Regions from separate parts of the Homo sapiens genome. Here region 2 is linked to region 1. The links are chromatin loops, found by intact Hi-C in ENCODE. Cell type or tissue: PC-9. All regions are shown on one strand. Each heading gives the region's core, and the rest is flanking DNA. Links, peaks and the distances in the headings are about the cores only. Region 1 holds the start of WDR90 (WD repeat domain 90). Region 2 holds the start of PGAP6 (post-GPI attachment to proteins 6).

Region 1 (5,252 bases), core at 1-5,000:
ATGGGCTGAAAAAGGGATGGGCTGTGGAGGGGAGAGGAGAGGATGCACTCCACAGCCTTCACCTCCCTGGGCTGAAGTTTGCCCGGAGCAGTGTCCCTGGAAGTGGGAGAGGTTGGCGGTGATCCATAGGTGCTCGCCGGGCCGGTGCCCTTTCCCCCAGAGAGCAGCAGCCTTACGTAACCAGAGCCCCTGGGGCGGTGCCTGCCTCCTGGGGCCCATCTCTGCCCGAGAGCCGCCACCTCCGCCCTTCGATTCACAGCCCCTGGCAATGTTCTTGTCTTCTTAGACATTGATAATCCAACCTCCAAGCTTTCTTGGAGTTTCTGGCTTTCCGAGGTGGGAGTGGGTTGCAGGCAAGGGGGCTTTCCAAGTGGACAAACTTTATTCCCTGTGGTTTGTGCAGAAACTCAGGCAGCGGGCAGGCCTGGGAGGTGCCCCTGCCCCTGTCCCATCTCCACCTGCACGTTTTAAGATCCTCTGTGGCCACCAGACCCTGCCAGCCCTGGGGCCGGCAGGACCCTGCGCCCCTCAAGACACTCCTCTTTATTTTAGTGCCCCTCTCAGCTGAGGAGGAACCGAGAGCGGCGCTGGGGCACCTGAGCCCAGGAAGGCAACAGGCCGGCCGGGACCGCGAGTGCCTGGCGGAGCAGGCGCAGCCCAGGACTCCCGGCTCCCACCTCCGGCTGTAGGTGCGGCCCCATTCCCTCCACGGCCCTGTCCCGGGCTTTGTGTGCTCAGGGCTCGGCCAGCTGGGGCCGCTCATCCCTGCCCTGGGCCCGGCTGGCCGGGACGGGCCCAGGGGCCCACCAGACGTTGCGTGCGGCACTGCGGGAGCCATCTCCTTTGGCATCGCCCCTTGTCTCGGGCCGGTGGGGAGTGGGCGAGGGTTATAGTCACTCTCCCGACTCAGGGACTGCCCATCCCGGCACCCAGTCCTCATCCCATGGGACGTGGGGGCAGCCAGGGAGAGGGCAAAGGCCCCCGTTCCCGTCCAGGTCCATCCGTCCATGGAGGGAAACATCGTGGAGATGGAGGTGCTTCTGTGGGGCGAGAATGTGGCCTAGAACTACACCCAGAGTGGGGGGGTTGGGGCAGAGAGACATGGTCATGGACTGGGTCGTGGCTCAGGTCAGAATCTGGGCTGCTGATGGGATGCAGGTGGCAGCATGGGCACCTGCAAGACCCTCGGGGAGGGGTACTGAGTGGGGCCCGACCAAAGGTTTGGGACACTCTAAGACTGAGGCCCCCACCCTACAGTCACTCACTTCCCTCAGGACACAGGGCTGCAGGTGTGAGCTGAGCTGCCGATGGCTTGGGGACTGCAAGAGAGGCCTGGGCCACCGGCTGCTGTGGGTGGCTGCTCTCTCTGGTTCAGGAAGTGCCTAGGCTGGCCAAGTCTGGGGAAAGTGGGCTGGCCCGGGGCTGCTCCTGAGTTCTGCCAGGCAGCACCGCACCTGGGATGGGCACCAACCATGTCCGTCTCCTCCCTTCCTGCAGTCCAGGGCCAAGGCTTGTGTTCAATCGTGTGAATGGCCGGCGGGCCCCCTCCACGTCCCCATCCTTCGAGGGGACCCAGGAGACCTACACAGTGGCCCACGAGGAGAATGTCCGCTTTGTGTCCGAAGGTAGCGAGCGGGGCCAGAGGGTGCGGCATAGGCTGCTGGGTCGCAAAACCATGGACCCGGGATGGCCCCACTTCAAGCTGACCCACAGCCGCTGCATGGCTGTGCTTTTCCTTGGCACTCTGCCCTTGTGTCCTGTGACCAGCCCTGTGTGGGGCTGGAGTCCAGGGTGACCATCAGGCCCTGGGTGGGCGATGGGGTGCCTGGGACCTGGCTCAGCCCGACTGCCCTCCTCCCACAGCCTGGCAGCAGGTGCAACAGCAGCTGGATGGTGGCCCAGCCGGTGAGGGCGGGCCAAGGCCTGTGCAGTACGTGGAGAGGACCCCCAATCCCCGGCTGCAGAGTGAGCCCCCCAACCCTGTCCCCCCAGGAGAGACCCCCCAGCCCCTCTGATCCTGACCCAGGCCCTGCCAGGTTCCCACCCCAGGGGATGAGGGAGGGGACTCTTGTGCAGAAACCCCTTCTTCCCAGCGCCTGCCGCACTCGGAGTCCGGGTGAGCGGCTTGTGGTTAGCTCCAGGGGAGACTTGCCGGCTGGCCTGGGAGGCAGCATCACTGCCCAGCCTTCTCTGCCCACAGACTTTGTGCCCATTGACCTAGACGAGTGGTGGGCGCAGCAGTTCCTGGCGAGAATCACCAGCTGTTCCTAGTGGCTGCTGGGAGGGGGCGCTGCTACACGGCCGACCTGTCGCCAGGAGAGAAGCATGGCGCCCTGCCCACCCACTGCGCCTGGCTGGGTGCCGGCCACACCTGAAGTGCCAGCATTTGGACTTTTGCACCTTTTTTTCCCTTGGCCCGGCTGTCCCAACCAAGCTGCCATGGCCAAGGGCCGAACCCGTCTGACCTCAGCCCTGCTCACTGTGCCCAGGGACCAGCGACCAGCCCCTGGGGCTGGCAGGGAGGAGCTCCAGGCTAATAAAGTGGAGAAACTGTCTTTTTGGAGTGTCTTTGACTTGGGAGGGTGTAGGGGGGGTTCTCATGTCCAGTTCCAGTCCACAGCCTGGGACGCCAGGCCCAGCACAAACTCCCCTTGTAGCCCTGTTCCTTCAAGCCGTTAGCTTCTCACCCAGCTGCCCTGCGACAGGTAGGAGGGACGTTAGCCAGCCCACCTTGCTTGGAAGTCTGGGGACCCCACTTGGTTCCTCTTTCCTCTCCCGTTGGCGTTGACTGGGACCGAAGCCGAGACTCAAGGCCTAAAGACATTAAATGGCCCCGGAGTGCAGTCCACCACCCCCCACTACCGGCACTGGGGCTGTGTCTCAGAACGCCAGGTCCCATTCTGAATCCGCCGGGCCCGGCCGCAGGACACTGGGCGAAGGAGTACGTGGGGAACCTGATAGGACGAACGTGGGAACCAGCCCCTCCGCGGGCGCCCGCACTACCTTCCCTGATGGACGGGGATGACCCAGCCCACCTGAGTCAGGACCCAGGGTACCCAGGTGTGGAGCAGGGGCCTCTGGACGGCGAGAGAGCGGCAGGGTGAGGCCCGGCCGTCCGTGGCATGGCCAGGCCTCAGCGCGACCTCGCCTCGCTGCTTGCATGCGGCGGGAGCCCCGGCCGGCCGAGGCGCTGACAGGTGGGCGCGGCGGAGGATCCGCAACCGGCGCGGGCTTCGAAGCCGGTCGGGCTAACAGGGGGCTGCCTTGGGAGGCCCGCGGGGCAAAGGGCAGCGGGATTCGCGGCTGGAGCAACCCTGGAGGCCGCTGACGTGAGCGGGGTACTCCCACCGGGGAGGTCACGTGGCCAGGGCGCCGCCATGACGGCGGAAGTAATGGCGGAAGTGGCACCGTTGCCAGGCAGCCGTTGCCTGGCGTCGCGGGGCGTACTCTGCGCTGGGCGCGCGGAGGCCTAGGCGGGAAGCTCGAGCGGCGGCGCCATGGCCCGAGGTAGCGCGCGGCTGGCGGGGGTCCCGAGGATCCCGGGTTCCGGGGTTCCGGGGTCCAGGGTCGGCGGCCGGAGCGCTCAGGGCCCCCGCCTAGGCCCTGAGGCCAGAGTCCCCGCTCAGGCAGGGTCCCGTCTGCCGGGCGCCCACCCTCGGGCTCCCGGAGCTTGGCTTCCCTCGGGCGCCCGGCCTCGTCCCGCCAGCCTAGCTGGCGTTGGCGTCGCCGGGGAAGGCGCGGAGAGCCCCGGCTCCTGCCTGGTCCCCGAGGCCCGGCCCAGCCCCGCAGTGGCCCCGGCTCGCGTGGCCGAGTCCCCTGACGCCCGGCGCCCGCTCCCCGCAGCGTGGCAGCACCCGTTCCTCAACGTCTTCAGACACTTCCGGGTGGACGAGTGGAAGCGCTCCGCCAAGCAGGGGGACGTGGCCGTGGTCACGGTAGGCGGCCGGGGGCTCGCCCGGAGCCCACACCCCTGCCCTGCCCCCAGGAGAGCTGCCCCGCCCCCGAGGGCCCCCTCGCCCCCGCTGCACTTCTTCTGGGTGCTGTCGGTGATGCGGGCTCCCGCTTCTCCAGGACAAGACCCTGAAGGGCGCCGTGTATCGCATTCGGGGCTCAGTCTCTGCCGCCAACTACATCCAGCTCCCTAAGAGCAGCACCCAGTCTCTGGGGCTGACGGGACGATACCTGTATGTGCTCTTTCGGCCCCTGCCCAGCAAGCACTTCGTCATCCACCTCGATGTGTCCTCCAAGGTACGGAGCCCGCGGCTGGGGGCTGCGTGGGAGCCCCGGCACCCCTGCGGCCCCTGTCTCCTCACGGCCCTGCTCCGTCCCCACAGGACAACCAAGTCATCCGTGTGTCTTTCTCCAACCTCTTCAAGGAGTTTAAGTCTACGGCCACGTGGCTCCAGTTTCCCTTGGTCCTGGAGGCCAGGACACCTCAGAGAGGTGACACCAAGATGGGGTGTGGATGATCCAGGACAGGTGGCTGGAGGGAGTTGGTGCAGGCCCAGTGAGGCTCCTCTGCGGCCTGGAGGACAACCTGGCGGGGGCACAAGCTCACAGTTCTGGGAGTCGCGGGCTGTCAGGAGGGTGGGCGCTGACCCTGAGTGCCCATCCTGCAGATCTGGTGGGTTTGGCCCCCTCCGGAGCCCGCTGGACCTGCCTGCAGCTCGATCTGCAGGACGTTCTCCTGGTCTACCTGAACCGGTGCTACGGCCATCTCAAGAGCATCAGGCTGTGCGCCAGCCTGCTGGTCAGGAACCTGTACACCAGTGACCTGTGCTTTGAGCCTGGTGAGGGCCGCACCTGCACTCCCCACTCCATATCTCACCCATGCTCTCAGCCCTGGAGAGGCCCAAGTCCAGGGTGCTTGGGAAAATACAGTGCTCGAGCTGTGCTGTCTCTGAGCTCTGGCCAGAACCCATCCCAGAGGCAGCCCTGGGGTCAGAACCCATCCCAGAGGCAGCCCTGGGGTGGGGCGGTGGCTGGGCTGGTGGCGTGGCAGTGCCTTGGCGGGTGCCCTGTGTTCAGGTGGCTAAACAGCCTCCCTTGACCTGGAACAACCCTGCTCCTTGTAGCCATCTCTGGGGCCCAGTGGGCAAAGCTGCCCGTGACTCCTATGCCTCGGGAAATGGCATTCCCTGTGCCCAAGGGAGAGAGCTGGCATGACCGCTACATCCACGTCCGGTGAGTGGTTCTGCTTCTTTCGAGGGAGGCCTCGGTGGTGGGAGGGTGGGTGGCCCTTGGGCCCCCAG
Region 2 (5,457 bases), core at 182-5,181, 260 kb before region 1:
AGCATTATTTCAGGGGCAGGGGAGGGGAGGGGCTGGGGGCCGGGAAGTCGGGGAACAGCACCGCATCAGCTGCCGGGCACCTGGGCACCCGCGTGGCTGGGGACGTGTGGGAACTTCCAGCCGGCCAGAAAGGACACGGCCCCTCCAGAGTCCCAGGCCACAGAGGCCGGGGCAAGTCCTCACCATCTCAGGGTGGCCAAGGCCTGACGGTCTCCACACCCACGTCCCTACCCCGTGGAAGGGCTACGCCTTCTCCCTGGTCCAGCCGCCTCCTTGGACCTCAGTCAGGGACGGGGACCCTCAGGGAACAGAAATGCAAAGGGAGCCCGGCGAGTTTCCCAACAAGAGGGGAGAGGGGCGCCCTTTCCTCAGCCCCTCTTCCGCCAGCTGGGAGTCCCTCCTCCCAGAAGCCGGGCCGGCGGCAGGAAGCGGCCGTACCAGGGCTGGGGGTCACTGCGGAAGGGCTGGAGCCATGACGCCCACGGGCCCCCGCTACAGGGTCTAACAACTTTCTCCCGGCTCTGCCCCTCTCTCAGGCCGGACCCGGCCGGTGAGCTCACGGCCCAGCCACTCCTCCCAGCTGGAGTCCCGGGCAGAGTCCCCTGGGCCCCTCCACTTCCCCGCGCCGGGCGCGCCGGACCTGGGCGCTCTGGGAGGAGGAGGGAGGGGAGGGGGCGCTCCAGGGGCCGATGTGGCCCAACCCCGATCGGGGGACCGAGGAGGAAGCGCGGGGTCCCGTCCGCCTCGACCCCTAGGACACGAAGCGCCCCAAAGGGCCACTGTGCACCCCCAACCCGCGGCGGGGACCCCCAACCCCGCGCCGGCGCCAGATGAGCGCACAGGTGCGCCCGGGGTGTCACAATCCCGCCCCGCCCGCAGCCCCGGCCCCACGCCCCCGATGGCGCCCGCGCCTCCCGCTCACCGCTCTTCCCGCTGTAGCCGGCGGAGGCAGGCGGGGGCCGGGCAAGCAGCAGCAGCAGCAGCGGCCCCGCCACCACCGCGGCCACCGCCTCGCCCCCGGTCCCGGTGCCAGCCCGGCCCATGGCTCCGCGCTCGGCCCGGCGCTACCCGGCCCGCGTCCCGCGCCGCCGGCCCCCGCCGCCGCCCGGGCAGCCTCTGCCGCCTCCGCCTCTGCCGCCTCCGCCTCTGCCCCCGGCGCCCATGGCCCGGCCGGTCCCCGCCGCCGTCGCCCCGGGCACTTCCGCCCGCAGGCCCCGCCCCGCAGGCCGAGCCGGGAAGGCGAGGGCGGGGTCGGGGGGCGGGACCGGGGGGGGCGCGGACGCCGGGGGGAGGGGTCACGTGGGGCGCCGGTAGGGGGGAGGGGTCACGTGGGGCGCGCGGGGGACGGACCGGGGCGCGCGCGGTCCGGGGGGACGCTGGAGGGAGGGCGCGGGATGGAGGGATCGCGGGGGTCCCAGGACGGAGAGGTCGCGCCGGGCGCGCTCGGAACACGCAGGAAATTCTCCCCGAGGCGTGGGCTCCGCGGGGCTTCCCCGCCGGTTCGCTGAGTCCCAGCTCCGCTCGGCCGGGACCTCCGTGGCAGGCTCGGGGAGCCCGCGGGGGGCAGAGGCGCCGACCTCCGCCTGGGACCGAGAGGAACCCGCGCCCTGCCCTGCCCCGCCCGGCGCGCGTGGGCCTGAGTCAGGCGCCTCAGCACGGGGACCCCCGGGCCGGCCTTCACGCCGCAGAGCCGCTGCAGGTGCGTGTCAGATCCACGCTTTTATGCACAGACGAGAAGGCTGCTTGTGTTTAGGGACTGTAGTACCCGATCGGGGTGGCGGTTCACACGGGTGCGTGGCATCAACTCCCGGCGCTTTGCACCTGGATGGATTCCCACCATGTAAGATTTGAGCCGAAAAAAGGAAGCGATAAAGCCTAGAAAACTCGGGGAAGCTTTTTCCGTCTTAGGGCCAAGTCGGCTTTTCCAAGCGTGGCACAGAGTCCAGAAGTTCCGCCGCGTCGTGGGTGGGAGGGGGGTGGGGGCGTCTGCAAAGCCAAACTGCATAAGCGAAGTCCAAAAGACGAGCCCCCGACTGGGAGGTGGGGGACACAGCTTGCAGCTCACACCGCAGAGCTCACCTTAATAAGACTAGTAACAGTGCAGTAATAAACAGCTCTAAATCAATCACAGAAACGCTCCCCTAGAAAATACTGAAGGACAGCTGCCAGGGATACGCTGATCCTCCTCCCTCAGCGCAGAAATGCAAATTAAAAACTACTCCAGCTACTCCGGAGGCTGAGGCCAGAGAATCGCCTGAACCCGGGAAGCGGAGGTTGCAGTGAGCCGAGATCGCGCCACCGCACTCCAGCCTGGGCGACAGAGCGAGACTCCGTCTCAAAAAACAAAAACACAAAAACAAAAACAAAAACAAAAAACAAAACACTAAAGTGTCCTTCCCAGGATGTGAGGGTAAAAAGTTTAAAAAAAAAAAAAATTAAAGGAAAACCCCATTAAAGTGACTTCTTTTTCCTTTCACCTAACACATTGGCAAATAAAAACTGTACTAACAGGTGAGACTGTGGCCCACAGACACTGCTTGCAGCAGGCAGAGGATGTGGGAGCCTCGTGGGAACCCCCCCGACTTGTCCACTGAAGTAACAGCAGCAATGACCTTCCCTCGGGAATTCCACCTCTGCGTTTTTCCCTCCAGGTACGTTCACGGAAGTGGCACACTGCATGCGTCCAGTGAGTCAATGTGGCACCGCCTACATGCGTGTCACTGGCCGGTGGGACATTCAAATCATTCATACGGGGTCTAAACGAGACAGAGCGTGGCCGAGACAGGAAAGACAGGAAGCGCTGTGCTGCTTGGAAATGGTCCACCAGGTGCAGCAGTAGCTGCAAGAAAGGAACAGGAAGAACGGTGTGTTCAAAGCTCTACCATTTGTGTAGAAAAGGGAGAAAAACACGTTTCCTTTGTGTGTGTCAAAGGCATCGAATGTCTGGAATGATCCAGCACCGGCTACACTGGTTGACCTTGGAGGAGGAGAGGCGGGGTGGGGATGGGGATGGCCGCAGGGACCATACCTGTTTGTACCTTTTGAACGCCGCAGCGGGTGGTGAGGGTTTACGGAGCGGGGGAGGGGAAGCTGACTCCACGAGCCCAGACCCCTGAAGGCCAGAGCAGCGGAGGTGGAGGGTGTTGGCCGGGGAGGAAGGAAGCCCCGGCTGAGCCTTAAAGAGACCCTTTGTTTCCCGGGAATCCCAGCTGGGCCGTCCTCAGCCCCGACTGAGGGGAAAGGGGGGCTCCCAGGGGTTCTCATTTTAAAGGCACGGAGGTCAGATTGCAGATTTTGCTGAGCCGTGATTTGAGTGTGCTGTGCCGGACTGCACCCAGCAACCAAGGTCAGCACCAGCACCCAGGACTGCTCCAGACCCAGTCCCTGCTCCAGGCTGGGCCCAAGCCCCCCTCCTCCCACTGCCCTCCCCTGAGTGAGTCACCTTAGTCTGAGGTTCCTGTGCCCCAAGTCACCCACCGGAGAGGGAGAGAAGCGGCAGAGCCCCCACTTCCAGTGCTCCAGCTGAGGGCTGGTGAACTTGAAGGTGGGTAAGAATCCCCAGACGGAAGTCCAGAGACGTCTGCTAAGTCACAGAGTGTTGGCAATGGAGAGACTCTTCTGTAACAGGAAACACAGCTCAGTCAGGCTACTGGTCAGGGAAACAAAACAAGCCACTTTGTCAAAAAACAGCCACGCAGCCCTTGCCACAACAGATGCTCACACTTTGCTGGCAGGCATGTGAACCCCCTCAACCTTCTGAAAATTATTGTGCCAACATTAAAATGTAATGGAGAGGGCCGGGCGCGGTGTCTCACGCCTGTAATCCCAGTACTTTGGGAGGCTGAGGCCGGCGGATCACGAGGTCAGGAGATCGAGACCATCCTGGGCTAACATGGTGAAACCCCTTCTCTACTAAAAATATAAAAAGTTAGCCGGGCGTGGTGGCAGGTGCCTGTAGTCCCAGCTACTCCAGAGGCTGAGGCAGGAGAATGGCGTGAACCCAGGAGGTGGAGGTTGCAGTGAGCCAAGATTGCGCCACTGCACTCCAGCCTGGGCGACAGAGCGAGACTCCATCTCAAAAAAAAAAAAAAAGTAACGGAGAGGCCGTACGCGGTGGCTAATGCCTATAATCCCAGCACTTTGGGAGGCTAAGGTGGGCGGGTCACCTGAGGTCAGGAGTTTAAGATCAGCCTGGCCAACATGGCGAATTATTTTTGTCTCTACTAAAAATATAAAAATTAGCCAGGCATGGTGACATGAGCCTGTAATCCCAGCTACTCAGGAGGCTGAGGCAGGAGAATCACTTGAACCCGGGAGGTGGAGCTTGCAGTGAGCAGGGATCAGGCCACTGCACTCCAGCCTGGGCAACCAGAGCAAGTCTCCATCTCAAAAAAAAAAAAAATGTAATGGAGAACACTAAGGCCTAGAGACAGACACACAAGGATGTTTGCAGCAGAACTGCTTGTATTTGGAAAAACCTGGGCGCTCCATGAGGGCAATGGGTAAATAAATCATGCTATAATATACTCTGATTTTTTTTTTTTTTTTTTTTTTGAGACGGAGCCTCACTGTCGCCCAGGCTGGAGTGCAGTGATGCGATCTCGGCTCACGCAAGCTCCACCTCCCGGGTTCACGCCATTCTCCTGCCTCAGCCTCCCGAGTTGCTGGGACTACAGGCGCCCGCTACCATTCCTGGCTAATTTTTTTTGTTTTTAGTAGAGATGGGATTTCACCCTGTTAGCCAGGATGGTCTCGATCTCCTGACCTCATGATCCGCCCGCCTCGGCCTCCCAAAATGCTGGGATTACAGGCATGAGCCACAGCGCCCGGCCTACTCTGATTTTTTTTTTTTTTTTTTTTTTTTGAGATGGAATCTCGCTCTGTCGCCCAGGCTGGAGTGCAGTGGCGCGATCCTGGCTCACTGCAAGCTCCGCCTCCCAGGTTCACGCCATTCTCCTGCCTCAGCCTCCCGAGTAGCTGGGACTACAGGCGCCTGCCAACACACCCGGCTAATTTTTTGTATTTTTAGTAGAGACGGGGTTTCACCATGTTAGCCAGGATGGTCTCGATTTCCTGACCTCGTGATCTGCCCATCTCAGCCTCTCAAAGTGCTGGGATTACAGGCGTGAGCCACCGCGCCCGGCCTACTCTGAATATTTATGCAACTTTTAGATGGGTCTATAAATGTGTCTTCAGAAGGAATGTCAGTAAAGTGAAAAATCCAGTTGCTGGATAACAGGGACGCATCGTATTTCCAAACAAACAGGAAGACCCTCAAGCCCCCTCCCCAGGTCCCCCTCTAGTGAGCCTGGGTGAGGGTAGACTCCAGCTGCCTGCAGCCTGGCCGGAGGGGAGGGTTGCTGGGTGTGGGAGCAGCTTTCCACAGTCGGTGTGCTCTTCGCCCAGCAGCAATAAGCATTATTATAGTTGTCTTGGATAAAAATATCAAAAGTTAAA

What was found. A loop is a pair of places that touch in the nucleus more often than their neighbours do. Peaks named below come from ENCODE experiments on the same cell type or tissue, not always from the same donor. Only the 100,000 strongest peaks of a DNase experiment are listed, where the experiment ranks them.
Region 2: it touches region 1 in a loop (4-fold over the local background); 8 of 110 quality-filtered maps call a loop at or near these places.

Annotation. Positions count from the first base shown.
Region 1 is chr16:645,920-651,171 of GRCh38, forward strand. MCRIP2 (MAPK regulated corepressor interacting protein 2) reads left to right here. Exons shown (of 5, transcript NM_138418.4): 3 at 1,498-1,625; 4 at 1,864-1,965; 5 at 2,201-2,555. The coding sequence ends at 2,271. It overlaps WDR90 (WD repeat domain 90), which reads left to right and starts at 3,446. Exons shown (of 41, transcript NM_145294.5): 1 at 3,446-3,507; 2 at 3,844-3,935; 3 at 4,072-4,248; 4 at 4,335-4,443; 5 at 4,620-4,790; 6 at 5,076-5,184. The coding sequence starts at 3,498. LOC105371038 (a long non-coding RNA gene) reads right to left here and starts at 3,394. Exons shown (of 2, transcript NR_135177.1): 1 at 3,036-3,394; 2 at 2,539-2,696. RefSeq lists enhancers at 2,011-2,060, 3,483-4,305 and silencers at 3,481-3,580, 3,691-3,820. In PC-9, for the core only: a CTCF peak has its summit at 2,289; DNase peaks (open chromatin) are centred at 182 and 3,382; H3K4me3 peaks cover 3,232 bases; H3K27ac peaks cover 2,000 bases.
Region 2 is chr16:380,779-386,235 of GRCh38, forward strand. PGAP6 (post-GPI attachment to proteins 6) reads right to left here and starts at 1,200. Exons shown (of 13, transcript NM_021259.3): 1 at 923-1,200. The coding sequence starts at 1,043. It overlaps LOC100134368 (a long non-coding RNA gene), which reads left to right and starts at 1,463. Exons shown (of 3, transcript NR_024453.2): 1 at 1,463-1,699; 2 at 2,512-2,651. RefSeq lists an enhancer at 293-1,192 and silencers at 627-746, 877-1,026, 1,067-1,296, 1,317-1,666. In PC-9, for the core only: no CTCF peak of the experiment used is centred there; a DNase peak (open chromatin) is centred at 2,753; H3K4me3 peaks cover 2,500 bases; H3K27ac peaks cover 269 bases.